Linked DNA regions of Mus musculus: all the other regions are linked to region 3. The links are chromatin loops, found by intact Hi-C in ENCODE. Cell type or tissue: gastrocnemius. All regions are shown on one strand.

Region 1 (8,000 bases), 75 kb before region 3:
AAGAAAACTGTTTTAAGTATGTACTGTTGGTCTAGACCTGTGCAGATCAGGTTCACATTCTTAAAAGATTGACTAGGACATAGAAACTAAAATGCCCTGATTCCCTATGGGCATTGGCACAAGTTGCAACAACTTCTCTGAAGGCTTAGACCTTTCTAGGATTGGAGACACTGAACAAACACTCCTGAGTGGATTATATATAGGATCTCATTATGTAGATGAAGTAACTGGGGAGTCATGGGCTTTGCTTCATTTACCAAGACCACTGTAGCCAATGGTGGGGTGTAGATCAGCATCTACAGCTCAGGATTCCCTTTGTTACCCTCTCTCTTCTCTTTTCTGTGGCGCAGTTATTTTATCCTCTTCAACCTAAATTGATTTCCAAGAATAGCTCCAAGGTGACGTTTTTGTGTGCTAAACACGTCACAGACATTGCTCCTTTCGTTCTTATGGCAACAGTGTATCATAGTTATAACTGCTCATAGATGGAGAATCTGAAACTTTTAAGTTAGATGCTTGTTCAGTACTTGGGGAACCACCTCCTTTGTATTCTTAAGGAGTACACCTAAGATCCTTAGGTGACTGAGAAATGCTTCTGGTTCTTCACTTGGCAGCCTGAAGGCTCTTGTATATATTGTGTGTGTGTGTGTGTGTGCATGATTCTCCCAGAGACAAAAGATCTGTATGATAACACATTTCACTTTCTCAATCAGATACAACTAGAACATTATTGGTAACACTGACGTTCATCCTCTGCAATCCTTTTGTTTGTAGGCCACAGACAATTCAAAGGCCTTTGGCTTCTGGGCGAGGTGAGTTATTTGCATCTTCTCTTCTTTATTGGCAAGTGGATTTGGGTTAGACTGAAGAAGGCACAGGCAGCTTGTCGGGTAGTCTACTCATTGCTTCTAGCGAGTGATCTCACCCTTGCAAGCAGAGGTAAATATTCTTAGTCTTCTAAGGACATATATCATGGTGTTAGACCATTGTAATATGAAGATTAGGTTATATCTTTATTATCTGTTTTTGCAATGCACTGAGTAGTTGTTTGCTTACTTCAGTTTCATTCATCTCCCCAGATACATGAATATCCCAAACATTTACCTAATTTTTCAAAAATACTTGAGTTTGAGAGAAAGTTTAAGGGTGCAGTGGTTGGTCAGCATGGTTGAGGTCCTGGGCTTGATTCCCAGCCAAATAAGAAATACACACAGACACAGACACATACACACACACACCCCTCAAGTAAAAGACTTTACATTCTCATCACATTCCACATATGGTCTGATTATAAATCCACATGCCTTACATATCACTAAATATGTTTTTATGTCCATTTACATTCAAGATCTGGTCTAAATGCTGCCTTTCCCGAAACACTTCCCTTTCCAGTTGGAAGTCATCTCTGGCTCTCTGTGGAGCAGCACATGCTGGGTTTGCTTCCTTCTTAGAATGTTTACTGGTGGCATCATTCTGTGATTTATATATGTATTCACCTGCCCTAGTGCCTTGGGATATGGGCAGCAATATCTCAACATAGAGCCTGGTAGTTATGGAGTAAGTTGCTAGATACATTATGATGTCAATGGTTTTCCCCAGTGAACAGTTTCTTTAAAAGAATTAGAGAAATTGACACATTTTATAATTTCAATAAAATTTTAATTTTGGATACTGTCTAGCGCAGTGTAAAAATCACTTATTCTTGCAAGAACTGGTTATTCACCATTGTGCAGGCCTTATGTAGATGCCAAGAGGACGTGCAGATTCAAATTGCCCTCTCAGTTAGTAATGGTTTATAGAATAAACAATTTCTACATATGATTTCTGGTTTTTTTTTTAGAAATTACATATTCTTATTGCCTTAGTTACTTTTATATTGTTGCGAAGAGATACTGTGACCAAGAAAACTTATAAAAGAAAGCATTTGAGTTTTAGAGGGCTCAATTTAGAGTTTTCATTACAGTTTTAGAGGGTTAATCCATGACCACCATGGTAGGGAGTGTGGCAGCAGGCAGGTGAGCGTGGCACTGGAGAAGTAGCTGAGAGCTCACATATGATGCACAAGTCTAAGGCATTAGGGAGGCCCAACCTAGATGACCTGGGCTTTGTAAACCTAAAGCCCAGCTCCAGCGACACACCTCCTTGAACAAGGCCAATCTTCCTAATCCTTCCAGTTTGGGGACCAAGCATTGAAATGTAGGTGCTTGTAGTGGCCATTCTTATTCAAACCGCCAGGTATATTCTCCCAGGATGGACTTATTGATAGACTCTTCGCTGCCCTTTAAGCAAATATGTAAGGTTTTTATTTTCTCAGTTCATTTGAAAGCCACTGATGTCACAGTCAGCAAGCACGGCTATCAGGCAAGTCTGTCTGTCTTAGGAAAGAAAGAACATTTTCGGCTGTGTTGTATGTGGTGAGGCAGGGGAGGGTGTTTATCTAATTAGGTGAAGTACAAATTCATAGATAAGTGCTCTCTATTAGCAGCTCATATTTAATCACTTCCAGTCATTTTAGTGGAAATGGGAACTCTTTCAGTGATCATCAGAAAACAGGCTACATGGTATGTGACAAGGGACACAGTATAATACAGTTGTAACAAACATTGTTAGGTTTGTAACGGTGGGGAGGAGTTGTGGGGATGACAGAGGGAAGCTCATTAAATAAAGATGATCAGCAGTAGAGTGAAGGAAAAATGCATAAATAAAAACAGCATCTATAGTTACAGAACAGAGCCTCTAAATACCTAAGTAAACAAAAAATATCACACTTTCCAAAGTATAAATGGTCTTGGCAAGGCAAACTGGGATCTGGGTTTGGTTCCCAGTGCACGCATGGTGGCTTATAATCATCATAACTCCAGCTCCAGGGGTCTGAAGTCTTCTTCTGACGCATGAGGGCACACACATACATGCAGATAAAACACCGATACATATAAAACAAAATAAATAAATTTTAAAAATATTTTAAAACATTGGCAATGAGAACATGTTTAACAAACTGTGATGCTAAAGAAAAACCGACAAAATGTAATGAACTTGATGGTAGTTTTTAGAGGCTTTATTACCTTGTAATGCTTTCTCTGCGAGTTTTATTTTGTTTTGTTTTGCTTTTTTTTCTGTTCTTTTGTTTTGTCCTATTCATCTTTGTTTTTATTTTTATCCCATTAAAATTTTTATATGCTTTTTTTTTTCTAATGTAAGAACAAAAAAGGGTGTGGGTTTGGATATGTGAGAAATTGGGGATGAGGGGAGGAGTTGTGAGAAATTGGGGATGATGGAGAGGAGTTGTGTGGGGGGGAAGTGGGATGACAAAACGGAGTTGTGGGAGGGGAAAATGAAATCCAAATGTATTATATCAAAAATTTTTTCAATAAAAAGTAATCTAAAACAAAAAGGAAAATGGGAACAATGAAGATTATGTTCCAACAGTAAGTAAGCAACTGCATATAAACTGCTGCATTATGAGGAATTTGAATTTTACAGTCTTTGAAAACAGTCCAAAGGTTTTAAATCTTATGTCAGTCTGGAGGAGTGAAAGCAGTAATACAGACCTTTAGCAGAAGTGTGTTATAGCTTCAGGATAATAAGTGTACAAAGAGTGCTGTCCAAGTGCACATAGGTGCTTTAGATGTGTAAGCTGCTGACAGACAGTGTGCTGCATGTCCCTGCGCATCAGCACAGGTGAGTTCTGTGAGCCTAAACTACTGCTGGGTGGAGATTTGCTATGGGTGTTCTTTCTCCTGACATTGTTTGTATGGATACATGAACTCAAAAAGTCATTAAAGTACTCTCATGAAAGTGTAGCATTTCAGAAGGGAAAGGTGGAGGTAATTTATAATAATATAACAAAAAATGTTTTTTTTTTGTTTTTCAGGAAAAAGTAAAGGTACGTATTTTTATCATGCAATATCAGTTCTGCCTGCATATTCAGATGTGTGTTCTGGTGTTGATTGTGGCAAACTGCATTTCTTTCCACTTCCTCTGACACTTTGTTATTTTAGAGTAGTGGTTCTCTTTTCTTTTCTTTTCTTTTCTTTTCTTTTCTTTTCTTTTCTTTTCTTTTCTTTTCTTTTCTTTTCTTTTCCTCTCCCCTCCCCTCCCCCTCCCCTCCCCTCCCCCTCCCCTCCCTCTCTCCTCCCCTCCCCCTCCCCCTCCCCCTCCCCTTTTTAGTTTTTCGAGACAGGTTTCCCTGTGTAGCCCTGACTGTCCTGGAACTCACTCTGCAGACCAGGATGGCCTCGAACTCAGAAATCCACCTGCCTCTGTTATTTTGTTAACTCAGACGTTACTTTAGATCATTTTCATTCTTTGAGGGTTTTTTTAAAAATTTTTATTAGGTATCTTCCTCATTTACATTTCCAATGCTATCCCAAAAGTCCCCCCATACCCACCCCCCCACTCCCCTACCCACCCACTCCCCCTTTTTGGCCCTGGCATTCCCCTGTACTGGGGCATATAAAGTTTGCAAATCCAATGGGCCTCTCTTTCCAGTGATGGCCGATTAGGCCATCTTTTGATACATATGCAGCTAGAGTCAAGAGCTCCGGGGTACTGGTTAGTTCATATTGTTGTTCCACCTATAGGGTTGCAGATCCCTTCAGCTCCTTGGGTACTTTCCTTAAGGTTTTAAAATTAAAATAGTAACCTTTCTACAAACTCCTTGTCCTCTTCCCATTTTATTTCTTTAGATGGTAATTCTGAAGCTAGAAGTAGTGAGCTTTAGTATTCTGACAGTGGTACCATTAGGTCACAGAACATGGCAATTGTGTTTAGCGCTGGCCTACTGCTCTTTGGATGTAGTGACCTGCATGGAATTCTGTTCCATCTGTAGTATCATCTTACAGTGTTTGTGTCTTCTGAACCTAAAAGTATGTAGTATGTCCCGAGTTTTCAAAGCATAAATGGCTTTGGCAATTTATCTAGTTGTGTAATCTTGCTAGATTTGGTGTGCGAGTGTGCGAGTGTGTGTGTGTGTGTGTGCGCGCGCGCGCGCATGCCTGTGTGTTATTTCTGGTGGAACAGTCTTGGGGATTGAACTCAGGAGCTCAATTTGAACAGGATAGCCAAGTGATGTGTCACAGAGTGACACCCTCCTGACTCCAGATTCTACAGTTTGATACCATATGAAACATTTTATCCAAGAAGTCAGGAGACAGGGGCTGAGGGAGGAACAGAGTGGTACTTACTTGGATCCACTCCCAAACTTCTCTTCTTGGAAGAAATTAGATTTGAACCTTTAGCTGGCACAGTTCTTAGTACTTGGAAATTCACATTTTGGTGTTATGAAAAATTATGACTTATTTTTTTCTTTTAATTTCAGAGAACACATTTTACAACTGGCTAGAAGGTAATTAGAAACTTTGAAATAAATTTAATTTTTTATTTTTAAATCATGAAGTAATTCTTAAATTTTCAAGATTCACATATAAATTTTAATTTTTAAATCATTGATTTCTTTTAGGCCTCTGTGTAGAAAAGAGAGCATTCTACAGACTTATATCTGGCCTGCACGCAAGCATTAATGTGCATTTGAGTGCAAGGTATCTTTTACAAGGTGTGTGACTTTTGAAATCTTTCATTGACTTGCTTTTTAGGTATTTTTAGAATTTTCTTGTATTTACCTGGGTAGGAAAAAAAGAGACTTGTTTGACTATCGGGCAGTAAGATTACACTCGTAAACGGTAGTAACTAGGAATGTGTCTATAGTTGTATGGCTCCATGTATTTATTATTAATTCTCTCAAAACTAGATACATTGCTTTGGAAATTTTCTTTCACTTTGCTGTGGGAATTAAAATAGCCCCCACAGCACAGTTTGTTATTGTACGGGAGCCTCGATTTGTGTGTAGACTTTAATGGGTACAGCATTGTCTGCGCTTCCTCATGGTTTAGAATGCTGATGGAAAATCAGCATGGTTGATTTCCCTCCGTAACTCACTCCCTCTGAAATTGGAATGTATTTTACTTTTCAGAAATAAAATGGTAACTCTAAATAGATGCTTGAGACTCATTAGTAATTTCAGACAGTCATTAAAATTTTTCACTTTTATGTTTAATTATACGTGTGGGGTTGGGGGTTGGGGTGGGGGTTGATATGTGCATGGAGGACCGGTGCCTCAGAGGCCAGAGGCCGTGGCTGTGTGTTGCCATGGATACCTGAAGTCAGGTCTTCTGAAAAAGCATACTTTCTCTTCACTGCTCAGCCATCCCTGCAGCTTAGCAAGTCACTTTTTAATTATATATTTTGATTTTATGGTTGTTGATATTCAGAAGTTTGATTTTATCAAATACCTGTTTCTTTGTCTTTAAAAATGGATTTCAAAGACAAAATTCTTACTATAGAATTTTTGAAATTTTATCTATTTGTTTTTGATGGCAAGGGCTCATCATGTAGCCTTGGCTGTCCTGGAAATCTGTATGTAGACCAAGCGGGCCTTGAGCTCACAGAGTTCTACCTGTCTCTGCTTTGAATTAAAAGCATGTACCACCATGCCTGGTTTTCAACAGAGGTTTTAAGGCTAAATTATTAAAAACAACAACAAACCCAAACTGTCTTTGGTTAAATTACATATTTTAAGCTACAAAATGAAATTGACTTCTATAAGTATAAGCAGTCCCTTATAATTAAAATGAAAATTACACAACTGTACAATTCAGTCATTTAGTGTTCTTTCTTTTTAGATACTTGGCTGGAAAAGAAATGGGGTCACAATGTCACAGAGTTCCAGCAGCGCTTTGATGGGATTCTGACTGAAGGAGAAGGCCCACGAAGGCTGAGGAACTTGTACTTCCTGTACCTGATAGAGTTAAGGGCTCTCTCCAAAGTGCTTCCATTTTTTGAGCGTCCAGATTTTCAGCTCTTCACTGGGAATAAAGTTCAGGATGCAGAAAACAAAGCGTTACTTCTGGAGATACTTCATGAAATCAAGTAGGTGCTATACATTATAACATAGATATTAACATATAGGTGAGGGGTGGTGCCCAGAGTAAACTGCATTATTTGGTTAGAGAAGAAAACCATCTTTATATCATGCATATGTAGTTGTATTTCATTGAAGTTTTAGTTTTTTGAGATGGTCACATTCTCTTGCCTCAGCCTCCAGAGTGCTGGGAATGTGGGTATGTATCGCCTGGCCGCCCAGAGCTTCTAGAATAGCTTGGATTTGCTTTGAACTGTGTACTACATTTTTGTTTTTTATGTTCTTAATACCAGCATTATTTTCATTTGCACAGTCTTTTAAGTTTGAGGCCACACTTCTAATACACTTAGAATTTGTATTTGAGGATAAATATTCATTTGCATTGGTGTTGGCGTTACTGAATTTTATTCCTAAAATTGTATTATTTATCTCTGACAAATAAAATATATTAGCAAGTTTTTTGATGCTTCTAATTCATGAACATGAGCCTTTTCTGTTTAAATGCAGGTCATTTCCTTTGCACTTCGATGAGAATTCTTTTTTTGCTGGGGATAAAAACGAAGCACATAAACTAAAGGTAATTAATTACACATCGGCTTAATTGTTAGCTACAGCCAGGCGGCCATGTAGGCTGATTGTAACAGAGCAGTAGCATTGGAAGTTGAGTAAAAGGATGCTTTTGAGAGGCTGAGGACAGAGCTGGGATAGGTGGGAGATCTTGACCAGAGCGGAGTTCCCATTGGAGGAGGCTGCAGTGCTCAGGAGGATGACTAGTAAGTAGTCATGTGTTATACAGTTCACAACTCTTCCCAGCAGATTCTACTGCAAAAGGCTATGTTAACTTATGAATTTGTTATTGTGGGTTTATTGTTCCATATTAACTAGTAAATATCAAAATATTATTGCATACCACAAACAATCTGATTGTCAATTAAAAAGTAAATTTAAGGTATAAATGTATTTATACTTCCTACTGAGTCTTGCCTCATAGCTCAATGGGCTTGATATGACTTCCCCAGAATATTTGTAACACCCCTCCCTGTTTCTTATGGTGATGAAAGAAGCTAATTTAATCAGTGTG
Region 2 (8,000 bases), 88 kb before region 3:
CCAACTCCATTCTCAGCTCTTCCCTGGCTTCTAGCAGCGCCTGGGTGTCCAAGAGACTGAGAACCAGATGACAGGCCCCGGGACCCCCAAGCCAGCTCTGGCTTTTCCACCCCAAGTGAGCTGCGTGGGGTACATGCAGTCAAACTCCTCGCTATTTTGCCTCCCCAAGTGGCCATGCCCTGTGGCAGAGCAGATGCAGGACCTACAATCGTATGCCTTATAATCTGGTATAGATTTTTTTTTGTTTGTTGTATCCTTTGATTTACAATGTCCCAGTTTTTTTTCTTCCCATCTTAGTCAGTCAGTCTGCCTGTCTCTCACTCTTGCTCTCCTTTCCTTGCTTTTGCTCTCATGCATGTACGCTTGTTCCCACCCCACTCCCCCCCAGCTCTTTTCCTTCTTTCTCCTCCTTTCATGAATTCTATATGTGAGGCCAGGCAAATCTTTCTTTGGTTTAATTCACTTAGCATGTCCGCCGGGGCTACTGAGGTCAAATAGCAGAATCTTACTCTGTGTATGTGGCATTTTCTACCATTTGTTTATCTTGGTTGGGGATTTAGAGGTTCAGTGCACAGCAACATCAGAAGTATGGCTAGTAGTGTACTCAGCAGTTTTGCTAGATGAGTATGCTACAGCTGTTCTTCTCATGGGGTAGACCGGTAATTGTATGTAATTGTATGTTAACTGGTCCTGTTATGGTAATCATTTTACTATATGTAACATGTTACACCATGATGTGTATTTTAAAGAATTATTTATATATTTTATGGATACAAGTACACTGTAGCTATCTTCAGATACACCAGAAGAGGGCATCAGATCCCATTACAGATGGTTGTGAGCCACCGTGTGGTTGCTGGGAATTGAACTCAGGACTTCTGGAAGAACAGTCAGTGCTCTTAACTGCTGAGCCATCTCTCCAGCCCCATGATGTATATTTTAAAATATAGAGTAATATTTATTTTAAAAAACTATGTTCTTTGAAGAAATGTGTCTGTGTGCATGCTGTGGAGCCCTTGAACGCTAGAGGAGGGCATTGGATTCCTTGTGAGCTGGAGTTAGAGTTGTTTGTGAGCTACTTCACAAACCAGTGGGTACTGGGATTGGAACTCTGGTCCTCATGATAGAGGAGCTGCGCCCTTAATGATTGGGCCATCTTTCTAGCCCCTCTGGTCACAAAACACAGTAAAAATTAAATACCCTAGTTCTTTGACAAAGCACATTTTGAGTATATACATTTACTTACTGAGAAACAGCAGGGTGGTATATTCTAGAAGATGTTTTTATACACAAATACCCTGGGATGTTAAAATCAAGCTAAATTATCATGACACCATCGCCCAGCTAGCTGCACATGTGGTGAGAATACTGAAGCTCTGTTCTCTTAACAAATATGCACTATTACTAGCTATGGTCGCCATGATGTTCATTCAGAGCCCGGAAGCTATTTATCCTGTATTTCTCCACGTCTTCCACTTCTACCCTTAGTGTCCTTGATCTTCCTTAGATCTCACAAGTGAGGAAGGTCGTGAAGTAACCTTTATATCTAGCTTATTTTGCTTCCAGATTCATCCAGGATGCCACAAAGGACAGAATAATAGTTCATTGTGTGGTGTGTGTGTCACATTATCCACTCTTGCCCTGACAAATACCTAGATGCTTTTGTACCTCGGATATTGTGTGATGCAGGGAGCACAGGTGTGCAGGTCTCTTGGAGCCAGTGGTTTTATTTCTTTTGGATGTGTCCCCAGAAGTGGGATTGCTAGATCCAGCTATGTTTCTAGTTCCTTGAGGAGTATCCACACTGGTTTCCATCATGTAATAAGTGTTCCTGTTTCAGTGTGTGCTCACCAACCCTGCTTCCACCTTGGTTGCATGTCTTAAGATTTTATTTGCTTGATGCTATTATAAATGGAATTGCTTTCTTGTTTTTTTTTCCCCCGATAGTCTCATTTATTAGTTTCTAGAACACAACTGATTTGATTTTTGTAGCCTATGACTTTATTAAAATAATTTGAGTGTTTTTTTTTTTCTTTTGGTGGAGTTCTCAAGTTTTTGCATGTACTGCCTAAGATCTGAAAATTCTGATTTTAGTTTTTTATTTTTAGTTTGAATTCCTTTTCTTTTTTTCCTTCTGTCTTCCTTTTCCCTTTTTTTTTTTTTTTTTTTTTTCTTCGAGACAGGGGTTCTCTGTATAGCCCTGGCTGTCCTGGAACTCACTCTGTAGACCAGGCTGGCCTCAGAACTCAGAAATCCGCCTGCCTCTGCCTCCCAAGTGCTGGGATTAAAGGCGTGTGCCATCACCGTCTTCCCTTTCCTTAATTGATGCTTGGACAAGCGCTTTTCATAAGAAACACATACAAGAAATACAACTGTATAGTTCTTTGAATGAGAACAAGATTGATCTACAATAGAAGTAGGCTTTCTTAGTATTGTACACAAGACTGTGAGGAGGGTGTTTTTGGTTGGTTGTTAGTTTGTTTTGTCATTCATTGTGAATTAAAAAATACCTCTTGCAAAATAAGATCCTATACAGAGTGGTCAGCCTTCAAACTGTTTACATATCAAATCACAAAGATGGACGCAACAGATTATATTTATGTATATCTGTGATTACAGATTTCCTTTCTTGCCTATTGTATTTGACTACATCAACTGTAGTCAGTGGAGAGTGTGCCTGAGCCTCCCTACCCCCACCCCACACTAGTTTTTCCATAATCTGGGCCCTCGTTCCAGTGGGAAGGCTGGAATAATCCAGTGTTAGAAACTTTGACTACAAACTAGGCCTGTATTTCTTTCCCATTAGGGAAATGTGGGCTGCTTTGGAGAGTAATGAGCCAGGTTAACAGTGATGCTTAGCAATCAAGCATTTCCAAATCTGCAGGTTGGAAATTATTCTTCTATATTATTATAATTATTATTATTATATTAAATTATTCTTCACAGCACAGTGACAGAGGTGGGCCTTAGACCCGCTCGGCCTGACTGCAGAGCACGGGAGCTGGCAGTGGGCACCTCCAGAGGCTCCGTACCTCTCACTGGCTAGGCCTGCAACTGGGCTAGGCTTCTGTCATCCTACTGTCTCTCCGCGTGGGCCTTTTTACGCATAGTGTTAGTTTTCCTACCCAGAGCTTAGGTTCCCGCGGCAGGCAGGGTTGTGCTTTGGGATGGCACCGTGAGTACCGCAGCAGTGGAAGCAGGTCCCAAGCATAGCACCAGGCCGGCGATTGTTTCATCTAACACCTGTCGCCTGTCCCGGGACTTTTCTTCTAAGAGTCTGTGGGTTGTATTAGTGGTGTTCTGCCCAAGCCCTTGCTTGTGACTGCTTTGGTAACATGCCTGTTGTTCTCCAGATCCTCGAACTGAGCTGACATCACACCTGCCACACTTCTGCCAAGGATGGGCTTCTGCCTCACCTCTTGGCCAGCATACCTGAACTGTCAGTAGGCTTGGATCTCCAAGTGTCTTTGTGTCTTCACTGAGCGCTCAGTTGAAACTCTGTTTTTATTTTGTTTCCTTGGCCACCCTGTTGCCCGAGGTTGTAGTGGCGAATGTGGCCTATTCCACATGAAGGGTAAAGGGAAGAAGGCTTAAAAGCTCTCATTGTGCTGCCTCTTGTCCCTCTGCAGTCTCCTGGCTGTGTGCCACCTCTGCTCTGGGGGACCTTGTGTTCCTTCCGGGCTCTGGGCTTCCTCTGCTGCAGGTTAGGATGGCGAGTGGACAGTCAGAAAGCGAGGCGCGAAGGATCATCCGCGCGAAGGGTCATCCTTACTGCGTTTGTTCCTTGCCTTGTGGGTGTGCTGCTGCTACACATGCTCTTGAGCGTGGGGCAGGAGGAGCAGCAGGCAGAGCTCAGCCACTCACCTGCCCACCCCATCACTGAGACCCACTGTGTCTTCCAGAAGCACGGTGCCACAGGCTGGGATCGCAACAGTGAAAAAACCTGATTTTATCCCAGTGATTTGATACTCTAGTTCAAAGGGGTCTCAGCCTTCCTGATGCTGTGACCCCTTCATACAGTTCCTCATGCTGGGGTGAGTCCCGGCCGTAAAGTTCCTGCATTACTGCTTCATAACTGTAGTTTTGCTGCTATAAATTGTAATGTGAATATCCGACATGCAGGATTATCTGATATATGGCCCCCAAAGGGATGTGGACCCTCAGGTTGAGAAATGCTGCTCTAGTTGATGCACTAGATAACAGCCAGGATAGTGAGGTAATTCTAATACAGCAGTACTATGTGGAATGTTCTGGAAGCTCCCAGGAGAGGCAGTTGAGCCCACAGTGATAGAAGAGCGCCTAAGTGTGTCTGAAAGTGATTGTGCTTAGCGACATCCTGCAGGTTGATTTCCACGTTGTCAGTGACCTCGTGGGACGGTTGGCTTCGGCACAGGTGGGCTCAATCTGGGTTACCTTTTCTAACTCGCCAGCTCCATGTGCTGGTCTCTTCTTGCCCTTCCTGCTGTTTCTGTTATTCTTTTGTAACAGTTCAAATCAAAGGCTAGAAGTAGTAGGTGATTTCTATCCTTCCAAACTCAAAAGGAGTGAAAATAGAAATGATAGGATATATGGATCAGATTGCTAGAAACTAGAACCAGAAAAATCAGTAAACTACTGAGCCATCTCCCACCCCCATTACTGGTTTTCAATGTTCTTAAATGAAGATAGTATGGGATTTCATATAGTCCAAGGGTAAATATTAATCCAGTGTTTTAATAAAGTTTTACTTACTTGTTTTCTTATTTATTTACCCATATTTATTTATTTATTTATGTTCTTTTGAGACAGGGTTTCTCTGTGTAGCCCTTGCTGTCGTGGAACTTACTCTGTAAACCAGGCTGGTCTTGAACGTAGAGATCTGCCTTCCTCTGCCATCCCAAATACAGGAATTAAAGGCATGTGACACCACTGTCTGGCCACTTTCTTATTTTTTTTAAATGATCTTTTTAAAAAAAAATTTATTTTTTATTTTTCAAAAATTGTTTATTTTATGTATATGAGTACACTGTAGCTGTCCTCAGATGCACCAGAAGAGGGCATCGGATCCTGTTACAGGTGGCTGTGAGCCACCATGTGGTTCCTGGGAATTGAACTCAGACTTCTGAAAGGGCAGTCAGTGCTCTTAACCTCTCCAGTCCCCACTTTCTTATTTTTAAAAAATGTTTTTAATTATGTGTTTGTGCACATATCTGTGTGGGGTATGTGCATGAGTGTCATGCCTGGGTAGGCCGGAAGAAAGCATTGGATCTATCACAGCTGGAGTTACAGGTGGTCTGAGCCACCTGACAGGGGTGTTGGGAACCAAGCTTGGGTCCTCTGGAAGAGAATCGCAAGTTCCTAACTGCTGAGTCATCATTCTAGCCCTCACTTCCTTTTAGATACTGTCTTTACTAACTCTTGGAGAACGTCATATCTGTCTGTAATGCATTTTGATTCTGTCCGTCTGATCTCCTCTTCCTACTCTTCCCAGCCAGGCTGATTTAGATCTGCCTGCTTCTGCTTCCCAAGCACTGGGATTAAAAGTGGCCATGACGCTTGGCTATCCTCTATAAAAATACTGTTCTCTGAGACCAATTTGTGCTGCTCTGTATGTATGGGTGTGTGGCCAGCCATGGGAGCAGGGAGCATGGTCAACCTACCAGGGACCACATCCCTAAAGAAAACTCTCCGGGGCAGCTGTCAATTCCTCCTCAGTGCGGGGATTGTGGCACTTCCTTATTTTCAATGTAGTTTACAGTGCAAACATATCACACCAAAGGATTATGGGTAATGCATTTTTCTATTTTTTGAATCATTATGTACTTGTTATTTAATGTTACATTACTTTTATTAAGTACGTGCTTAGCTCCAAATAAATGTCCAAAACCATTCAGTTTTACAGCCAGTAACATTGGCTGATTGTAAATTCTCATTTCATCCTGGTGTAGAAAGTCAATAGTTTGATCTAGGATGTAGGGTCATGACATTCGTGCTAAGCATTTGTGGTAAGTTTATTACCCAAATGTTGGCCAGTAGTCGGGGTTGTTAGTCTTAAAGTGAGTTACTGTTTGTTTTATTCATTAGTATTACTTCTCTTTATACATTCACCAAGCTACATAACCTCAGAAAACAAGAGAGAGAGAGAGACAGACACACATATACACAGAGACAGACAGACAGACAGACAGACAGACAGACACAGTCCCAAGAAAACAGTACAGCCTTGCTCCAGCTAGCCAGGTGTAAGTGGGAGATGGGCTCTAGGGATCCCCTGGCCCTGTGTGTATCTTTCTTTCTTCTGATTGCAGTGTGTGTTCATCAGCTCATGGGATGAGATATGATTTGAGTTTCCTTGTTTCTTGGCCCAGCCACAGGGAGACATACCTCTCTCCTTTTTTTGTTTTGTTTTTGTTTTTGTTTTTCGAGACAGGGTTTCTCTATATAGCCCTGGCTGTCCTGGAACTCACTTTGTAGACCAGGCTGGCCTTGAACTCAGAAATCCACCTGCCTCTGCCTCCCGAGTGCTGGGATTAAAGGCGTGCGCCACCACCGCCTGGCACCTCTCTCTTTCTTAATCTCCGTGCCAGCCTTTGGTCAGGTCTGCTGGGTCCTGGAAGGTAAGGCTACAAGGTGACTGCTTGGGTCCAGGTCTGAGAACCTCTGAGCTCAGCTGAGCTTATGAAAGTGCCACAGTGTTGCTCTAGATTATTGGCATTATTGTTGGATTTTTGGCATTCTCTATCTTAGAGAACCAAGAGAAGGTGGGAAGATAATGTTGCTGAGTAGCAGGCTTTTAAAAAACAATAACTGTGTAAGGAGCAGGGCCTTGTGGCACCAGGGACCATTAAACCCGATGTTTCCTTTTCCGTTCTAACAGGTTAGTGGTTACCTGGACGACTGTACCTGTGATGTCGAGACCATCGATAAGTTTAATAACTACAGACTTTTCCCAAGACTACAAAAGCTTCTTGAAAGTGACTACTTTAGATATTACAAGGTACTTTCAACTTTTTAAAATATAAGTATGCTATAATGGATGGTTATATTTGCTGAGATGACTAATCATCAGTACTTTTACTGAAATTGGCAATTATATAAATGTGTACAAAGTTTAAGTTAAAATTTTATTTTTTTAAATTTAGTGTGTGTATGCATGCAAATGTCCGTGTGTGTGTGTGTGTGTGTGTGTGTGTGTGTGTGTGTGTGTGTACGTACATGCAGGAGCGTATGCCATGACATGCCTGTGAATGGAGGTCAAAGGACAACTTTGCATGCTTTTTTTTTTTTTTTTTTGTGAGTTCTGGGTTTGAAGCCCAGGATGTCAAGTTTGTGCAGCGAACACTTTTACCTGCTGGGCTGCCTCTGACTTAAAATGTATACGGTTAGTAGGAAAGCTCGGTTCACACAGGAACTGTTTGCTTGAGAAACCACCCACTGGACTTTGTATGTGTGCATACCTGTGCATGAGGAGACCCAAGGACAACTGTGGGTGCTGTTTCTCAGGCACAGTCCGTCCACTTGACTTTTCCAGACTTGGTGTCTTACTGGCCTGAGCTCTGGCAGTAGGCTAGACTGGTTGGTTTCTGTAATCTGGTCTCTGCTTCCCCAGCTCTGGGACTGCGAGTGTAAGCCACCATGCTTGCTTGCATTTACATGGCTTCTGAGAAGTAAACTCATGCCCTTATGTGCTTTACCAACTAAGCTCACCCCACAGCCCTGCTGGCTTAACTTCAGTAATTTCTAGAGGCAGAAACTGATTGGTTAAAATTGAAATAGAATGGTGAAATAGAAATTACTATATTATTCTCAAAATTGTTTCGTCAGCCATCAGATGGGCTCCAACTATTATAAATATTTGAGAGGACGCACTTTTGGATTTATTAAACACTTAACAGTAGTCGATCAGACCTGGTCCACACAGTTCCTTCCTGCTCTCCTGCTTAAATAGGAGCTGTGTGGTTCTGATTTGAGCCCTGACTCCCAGCTGCCATCTGTCCAGGGTCTGTTTAGTGGTAGTTTGT
Region 3 (8,000 bases):
TGCACCCACATCAGGTAGCTAACAACTGTCTGGAACTCAAGTTTCAGGGGAGCCAATGCCCTCTTCTTGCCTCCCTGGGCACCTGTATTCACATAATCAGCTTTGTTGACCATTAGATTCTCACAGTAATGATGTTATAAAATGCTTTGATAATATTAAATGTAATATAATCTGATCCTGCCTTCAGTGAAAAACTATAGGCACAGTTGTAGAAAAAGTAGGACCAAGTTAGTGGGTAAAAGGTAGTTGAGTAGGTTTAGACAAAAGCAGTTTATATTCCTTGCAGACAGCCAAACACTGAACTAAGCCATTTCTATTGAATAGTAACTTGTGATGTAAAATATTTATTTTGTATACTTTTCAGTTATTAAATCTTAGAAGCATTGTTAGTAATATTTTACCAGGAGTAATTAACTTTTTCTCTATTTAAGCCAAGATAGTCTATGTATTCATAACATGTATAATCTTTAAGCACAAAATATAAAGACTATAGACAACCCATACATATTTACCTCAACACTCATCAAAATAAAGTAATTGTACATATTACATGTTTCCTAGAATTTAACCTTTATATTTAATAGTATATTCATAGTAGCTATGAGACAAAAATATGATAAAATAACTTGTCCTTAGGAGTTTCCATTTTAGGTGCTAAAAATACATTTGTGGGAAATAATATAACAAACCAAGATATCTGGAAATGGAGTTACATTTATTTAAAGTGTCATTGATATTTAGAATAGTACCTTTATTTGAAGAAGCAATAATAGCATTCATGAAGTTAAAATTTTAAATATTTTAGCTCTTTTAGCATTAGAATCACGTCATTGCATTTTATATTTACTAAGCAACTATCATATATATTATAGAAGCTGGAAGGAAAAATGTCAATATGGACCTCAAAGATGAACTCATTCATTTTGGCATGCATCATAGTGCTCCAAAGATAGTATACTAACTCTTATGCTGTTTTCTTGTATGTCCTAATGAAGGGTAGGATCAGAAAAATCTATTTAAAGACTGAAATCTTCACTAAGGAAAATATAAGAGTACTAAATTTTATCTGGTAAAGGTCATGCTCTACTGATACTGCCAGAAAAAGTTCAGTATCCGTTTTTAGGTTATAATACTTTTATTCTGTTCCAAAAATCAGAAAGATGAAAAGTCAGAAAGAAATACATTTAGCTCAATTCCATTCAGGTGTAATCCAGAATAATTAATAGTTTACACAGTTCTTAACTTTAAAAAAACATGTGTTTTGGAAGAGGCACCATAAAATAATCTTCAAAGTAGTAAATGTTGTTTTCTATGTTTATAATGATCAAGGTTCTATTTTTAAACTATGTATCTGTGAGGGGGTATGTGCATGTGAATGCAGGTATGCTGGCACCTACAGTTACAGTTGTAAGCTACCACCGGCAGCTGTTGGGCACTGGACAGTCTTCTGTGAGAGCAGCAAGTGCTCTTAACTGATATCTTCTGGCCTGATCCATGGTTCTTTATAATGAAAAGTTTGAATGTTTTAAATTCATTAGACATGGACACAACAAATGTTTAAATTAAAAGTAAAATGGAATTGGTATTTAATATGAGACAGTAAAGACAATACTTTGGGACAAAAATAATAGTTTTGTTTTGGTCAACAAACTCTCTCTACAACTTTGCTATAGTATGAAGAATCCAAAAGCTGGCTATGGCAGCAGTGCCCACAATTCCATCACTTGGGATGCTGAGGCATGTGAGTTTTAAGTTTGATAACATCTTGGGCTACACAGCACATTCCAGGCCAGTCTGAGCTCACTAGCATGTCCATCTGAAAACAAAACAAAAAACTGAAATAAAGAAACAACTCCTCGAAGAGAAAAACTTTACGAATTCAGAATGATCAATAGAAAATATACTTCCAGTTACTTGGAATTGTTAATTAAAAACTGTCATCCAGAGCTGGGCATGGTGGTATACATCTATATTTCCTTGCATTTGGAAGGCTGAAGCAGGAGGATGGAGAGTTCAAGGCCAGCCTGAAGTACATAGACAGTCTGCCTCAAAAAATACAAGAAAAACAAATCCACACTTTTCTTACCTTTTTTTTTTTTTGGCAAAGTACTACAACGTGTAACTTGTAGATCCTTCTGCTTCTGTCATCTAGGTATAAGGATTACAAATATGTGCTCACATACTCACCTTTTAAGTTCAGTTGTTATATAGGCCATATTGTCTTAGAACTATGTAGTTTAGGATGCCCTCAAAATCATGGCATTCTTCCAGCCTCTCCCTCCCAAGTGCTGAGATTATAGGTACATACCACACTTGACTTCAAATACTCTCTTAAGTATAGATATCTATGAACTGGGAAATAAATTCTGATTCAAATGTCTATTATAAAGCAGGATTTCAAAAAAGGACAATATTTATTCAAGTATTATGTCCTAAACTTTTTAGTGTTATTATAAAAGGCAAGCAACCCATAAGCCCTTTCCAGAAGATACTAAGAAACAACCAATCAAACAAAAGAGCTTCAGTACAGTATTTTGAAATTTATATTTTCTAGGGTAAGAGCTTTTTCCAAAAAAGTGTATCACACAAACAAGTGATTCATTTAATAAGACTTTCAGACTTTAATGTTTTCTTACTTGGAATACCAGTGATAACATGTGAAAACTATGTAGATAATCTTTATTTTTTTTGTTCTAGAAATACTTTTTAGAATTTTGTGCTTAAATATAGTTGATATTTTTCCTATTATGTTTGGCCACTTTCTTTCCCTTTGAGTGAGAGGTGCTGTCTGGTAGAAGATACAAGGGAACCCTTAAGGCATCCAAGATCTTACTCAGGCTGTTGGTAACTTGGATGTATACATACATAACACTTCCCTAGCTGCATGTTTAAGATTGTGTACACTTTCTGGTTATGTGTTACATCTCAAGTGAAAGGGTGATGTTAGCAAGGTCCAATGAATTGCATATATAATTTTTTAAGACATATGGGGGGGGTGACAACACCCGTGGTATCTGATGCTCCTAGCAAATTGACTTTTAATCATTTTCAGGTAGATTAACTGTATCTGAGGCTAAAGTAAGTCTTCAATAATGAGAAATTACTAATGTACTATCAGAAGTGTCAAGAAGAACTCAGTATCAGTTTACCTATAAATATGTGTTATAAAACCTTAAGCAACTGGATGATCCCCAAATATGATACCATTGTAGCATGTTTATTTGATTTACAATTGCATATGCTTTTCACTTTTGCTTAAGAGTGTGGCATTATTTTTGTGGTATTATGAGGTTTTTTATGGTATTATGTTGCTAGAGAATAAAAATAAAGTTTGGTTTTGTTACTCAATAATTGTTTTTTATTGGATATAGCTTGTATATATAACAATTGTATATAGCTGAAATTACAATTGTGATTTTAAAAACGCTTTCTATTTTCCTGTTTATTAAGGGGAAAAAAAGAGTTGGTTTATGTAGGAAATATAAACACAATCTGATTCAAAAGTGCCTTTTTTGGGTTACTTTTCCTTGGAACTGTGTTAATTCTCATCACCTCCAAAAGCCTTTGAGAGGATTAGCTGCATAGACCAATACCGTTCTATATTAGTCAGTATTAAGTGTATGATGTCACCTTTTTTTCTCCTCTCCTAAGCTCGTATTTTGAGGGAAAAGAAGACTGGGGGGGGGGGGGTGGAACCTGAAAATAATAAGGCATAAATACCAGATAGACATGATTGACAACCTTATACCCCCAACCTGTCTGAAATGGGTCAAATGTGCTGCAGAACAATGCAATCCAACCAGCAATTCCCCGTAAAAGAGAAAGGGGGTGTGATTAGACTCCAGCTATTAAGCAAGTTGTTGGAAAAACAAAATCAAAAACACCAAAAAACATAGTTCCGTGGTTTGTTTCTGCAACAGGCACAGGTTAAGCTTGTATCTTCTCTCCTAATTAGCTCTCCCCCAAAGGGCTGTGCTGTAAGAGACCGCCTAAATCGCCAAAGCAAGCAGCAACTGGGACAAACACTAAGGGCTTTATGGAGGTCCTTCGACTGTCCCGCAGCATTGGTTATTGATCGTTCACCCCGTCGGGGAAGCGATCGATCAGAATTTGTGCAAGGTGTATCGAGCCACAGTTAAGGAGATGCGGGGGGGGGGGGGGATATAAGCTTCTAATAAAAGAAACGCAGCAACAATAGCGGAGGAACAGCTCTGCCTGGTGACGTAATGGCTGGCAGCGGTCCAGCTTCAGCAGAGCTGCCTCTACTTCAGCATCCAACCTCCCTCAACCCGGTCCAGCCTCGACAGAGCTACCGGAGCTGCTACTTCTTACGATGCTTCTCTGTGGTCGCCACCAACGCCTTACGTGGAGGTCTGGGACATTGAACAAAGGGTGTCCCACTGCCTTAAGTTGTCGGGGCACGCATACTCTCTCTCTCACACTTCTCCAACCCCCTCAGGCACCGAGTCCATCAGCGGCTTAAGTTGAGGGAGAGGGAAAGACAGGAGTGTCTCAGTGTCCCCAGACTGCCCTCCGGCCACCTCCCCCAGCCCCGACCCCTTCCGTCTCGGCAGGAGTGGATCCCGGCGGCCCCGCTCCCCCGCTCGCCGGTCCTCCCGCCTTACCTCTGCCAGGTAGAGGTTGAGGAGACAGAGCGTGGAGAACTGTAGGCAGGAGGGGAAGCAGTAGAGCAGCCAGTGCGGGAAGAAGTGCAGGCGAGAGGGTGGCCGCAGCAGGGGCAGAGAGCCGCTGAGGGAGAAGGCGGCCGAGAAGAGCGTGGTCCTGAGCGCTGCCCACGCGAGACACAGGAAGAGGCAGAGGCTCTGGTAACTGAGCCGCCGCTCGCGGTACAGGAGCAGCCGCCACAGCTGCAGGTAGGCAAAGGCGAAGAGCGCGGCGTAGAGCAGCGCGTGCAGCACGCTCAGCGCCAGCTGCACCGAACCGGGAACCGCGGCGCCCGAGGCCGCGACGGCGCCCCCGCCGGACGTCGAGGGTTCGCGGCCGGCCGTGGGGACCGCGGCGGCCGCCGGCCCGGACACTGATACCCTCATGAGGGGACGCGAGCAGCGGGGAGGGAGCGCGGGAAGGAAGCGGCCCGAGCGCCCCCCGGACCTCCCGCCCGCCCCAGCCTGCGGCCCCGGGCAGCGCCGTGACAGGAGTCGCAGCCCCGCGCGATGGCCGCGGCTGCCCTCGGGCCCGCCTCCCCTTCCCCCCGGGGGGCTCGGTTCCTCGGGCCGCGGCTCGGCTCCGCAGCAGCAGCAAACAACTCTCGGCTGGAGACAATCAGCTGAGAAACCCGAGCTTTTGAGGCGCTCGCTCCGCACTGTGAGCTGCCGGCGATTGGCCCGGGCGGGCGCGCCCTCCGGGCGCCTCACTCGGAATACCACAGGCCTCAGAGCCTGTCACTCCAGAAGCCTTTGATCTGATTGGCCTTCTGCTTTCTCCTCTTTTACCCCCGCCCCTCTTCCCACCCACGCTGCTGATTGGCCCAGCAACTGCAAGACTTCCTCGCGCCGGCGGGAGGACTCCAGATTCTGTCACCTGGGGCTGTTCTCGCTCCGCCCCCTGACCGTCCATTGGTTGGAGGATCTCTTACGTAAGGAGCACGAGGAGCAGGCGGAGCCTCGGGGGTTGTTTTTTCGCCCAAGAGACTGATTTTGCGGAGGCAGTGCCGGCCGTGGGCGGTGAGCTTCTCAGGTAGGCGTAGTTGCTTTGGGAGCCGCCGTAGGGACCAGCCCCTGCCCCGCCTTCTGTCACCATCTCTACTCTGATGGCGGGACGTGCTGTCCTCAGAGACCTTTCATCTCTGCACGAGAATCTCAGGCAGGTGGGTAGCAGCGCGGGCCTCAAGACTTTGCCTGCAGGATTGCATGCACATCAGCACTCGGCAAACGTCCCTCCAGCCAGGTTGCTTGCTGATTCAGTTCACCTGTTTCTGGGGGCACCAAACGACGCTGGTTTTGATTTCATTTCCCCCCCTTTTCTTTTTCTGAGCTGGAGGAAACACGGGGCGAGGAAAGCGAATGAAGCAAAGCGCGAGCGGAAACTGTAAGTAATCAACCCTTTCTTCTCTTGGGAAGAGGTCCTGAAGGATGGTGGTCCTGGGAACAGATGAACGTTGAGGCCTTCTCCAAGGGGAAGGTGATTCTTCGAAACTTGCAATTTAGAAAGCTCTCTTGGGCGCAGGGGTGGGCAGGGGAGGGGTGGGGGGAGCGCGGAGCAGTAACAATGTGGTGATTGTCCAGAATGGAAGAGTTTGTGTGAGATTCTGCTTGTGTGTTGGAACAAGTGGTGCTATTCTCATCAGAGACTGAGAGATACAAAATAAGAGGTATATTTCTGCTTTAAATAAGTGAGGAACGGTTGTATGTTGGCCACTACATGAAGGTTTTTTTTTTTGTTTTTTGTTTTTTGTGTTTTTTTTGTATTTGGTATTTGGTAGCAAATCAGTCAAAGTAATGCAAGATGAGGAAGGATCCTGTGTTCTCAGAGTGAGCCTCTCATTGCAGATTCAGTGCTTCTGTAGACAGCATATTTACTGGAGCATCCAATATCCAGCCTTTCCTAAATACTCCCTCCTTAAGGTCTGCTTAAGAAGATGGCTGTTTCTCAGTCCTCCACCACCAAGTACATGTTACAAAGGGGCTTAAGATCTGTTCTGTACTTATTCTGGTCCAGTAGTTTGCCAGACACCAGACAGTATTACCATCCACAAGTGTAATCATGCACACACATGTACAATAATGATAAAATGAAAAGAAAGCCCTAAGTCTGTGTTTATTCAGTGGTAGGCTCATCAGGAAGACTATAATGAGGCAGGAGACTCTCCAGCATTTAGATGTTGTCTTTTTCTCATTAGCTGTATGGTGGAGGCTATGTTACAGATGTTTAGCCAGATACACATGTGGATGGTCAGCTTTGACTGAAAGGGAAAGGGGAAGTGCAGGATTGATTTTTGGTTCTTGTTTATAATGTTCTGTCTTCCATGATGTTTTACTCAGCACAGGCTAAGCTCGCTGCAAGGTCTTTATACAGATGCGGATCCTTCAGAGAACTTGAGTACACAGCAGTACAGATCAGCAGCCAGCAGGTCTCGTTCTGCGTGCCCTAGAGCATGGTTCTCCATGGTCCTTGACCTTGTCCTGTGACAGGTCCTGCCAGTTTTATCATTATCTTGGCAGGATCTCAAACTGGTTTTGGAGTATATGGGCTTTTGTTTCAAGGCTGAGGTGGTTTGGTCAGCATGCTACTTGGAACAAGGAATAGTTTGGGTGTAAGTTACATTTTATGTTTGCATATTGCCTGTCTTTGCTGGTGCTTCCTGGAATCTGTGTTTGCATACCTTGTTAAATACAACCAACAGCAGCTACTATACAATACGAATCTGTTTGCAAGCCTCTTAGTGCTTAAAATAAGCTTGTTAACGGTAAGAACTTTGGTACACACTCATTGTAGACTCATTAGGTATGTCTCATCTCCAAATTGCTGTAGCAACAGTTTTGCCAACTTGAGGTGGCTCATTTATTGATTATCAATGTCAGATAACCCTTTTCTTGTGGTGCTCAGACCAGTTTTGAGGTCTGTTTGACCTCCTAGCTAGTACTTCAGAGTTTTTGTTAAAACATTTTTCTTTTTTTAAAAAGATTTATTTATTTATTTCTTGTATGTGAGTACACTGCTGCTGTCTTCAGACACACTAGAAGAGAGCATTGAATCCCCATTACAGATGGTTGTGAGCCACCATGTGGTTGCTGGGAATTGAACTCAGGACCTTTGGAGGAGCAGTCAGTGCTCTTAACTGCTGAGCCATCTCTCCAGCCCCACTTTAGAGTTCTTGTTAAGGCAGCTGCTCTTTCCTATCTTGTGTACCAGTGGACATACACTGGTTTAAGCTTCAGAAGTAGGTCCTCAAATCTTGATGACTTAGCATTTTCCAAGTCTCCCTTGAGCTCATTACGTATTAGCTAAGGGTTCTTTGTGCTGTATTCCTACAGTCACAG

What was found. A loop is a pair of places that touch in the nucleus more often than their neighbours do. Peaks named below come from ENCODE experiments on the same cell type or tissue, not always from the same donor. Only the 100,000 strongest peaks of a DNase experiment are listed, where the experiment ranks them.
Region 1: a loop joins it to region 3, with 2.9 times the contacts of the local background. A loop is called at or near these places in 3 of 42 quality-filtered maps.
Region 2: a loop joins it to region 3, with 2.3 times the contacts of the local background. A loop is called at or near these places in 12 of 42 quality-filtered maps.

What each region holds. Positions count from the first base shown.
Region 1 is chr14:45,291,858-45,299,857 of GRCm38, reverse strand. It overlaps Ero1a (endoplasmic reticulum oxidoreductase 1 alpha), which reads left to right. Exons shown (of 16, transcript NM_015774.3): 7 at 1-16; 8 at 775-812; 9 at 3,875-3,886; 10 at 5,321-5,347; 11 at 5,462-5,554; 12 at 6,681-6,927; 13 at 7,427-7,496. Among named protein-coding and RNA genes, the nearest start is that of Ero1a, 23 kb to the left of the region's middle. In gastrocnemius, no CTCF peak of the experiment used is centred here; no DNase peak of the experiment used is centred here.
Region 2 is chr14:45,305,488-45,313,487 of GRCm38, reverse strand. Ero1a (endoplasmic reticulum oxidoreductase 1 alpha) reads left to right here. Exons shown (of 16, transcript NM_015774.3): 2 at 6,857-6,976. Among named protein-coding and RNA genes, the nearest start is that of Ero1a, 9.1 kb to the left of the region's middle. In gastrocnemius, no CTCF peak of the experiment used is centred here; DNase peaks (open chromatin) are centred at 117 and 3,660.
Region 3 is chr14:45,217,044-45,225,043 of GRCm38, reverse strand. It overlaps Txndc16 (thioredoxin domain containing 16), which reads left to right and starts at 5,619. Exons shown (of 21, transcript NM_001310534.1): 1 at 5,619-5,827; 2 at 5,995-6,048. It overlaps Gpr137c (G protein-coupled receptor 137C), which reads right to left and starts at 5,327. Exons shown (of 7, transcript NM_027518.2): 1 at 4,626-5,327. The coding sequence starts at 5,051. In gastrocnemius, a CTCF peak has its summit at 4,998; DNase peaks (open chromatin) are centred at 4,241, 4,582, 4,929, 5,501 and 1 more place; H3K4me3 peaks cover 2,987 bases; H3K27ac peaks cover 2,792 bases.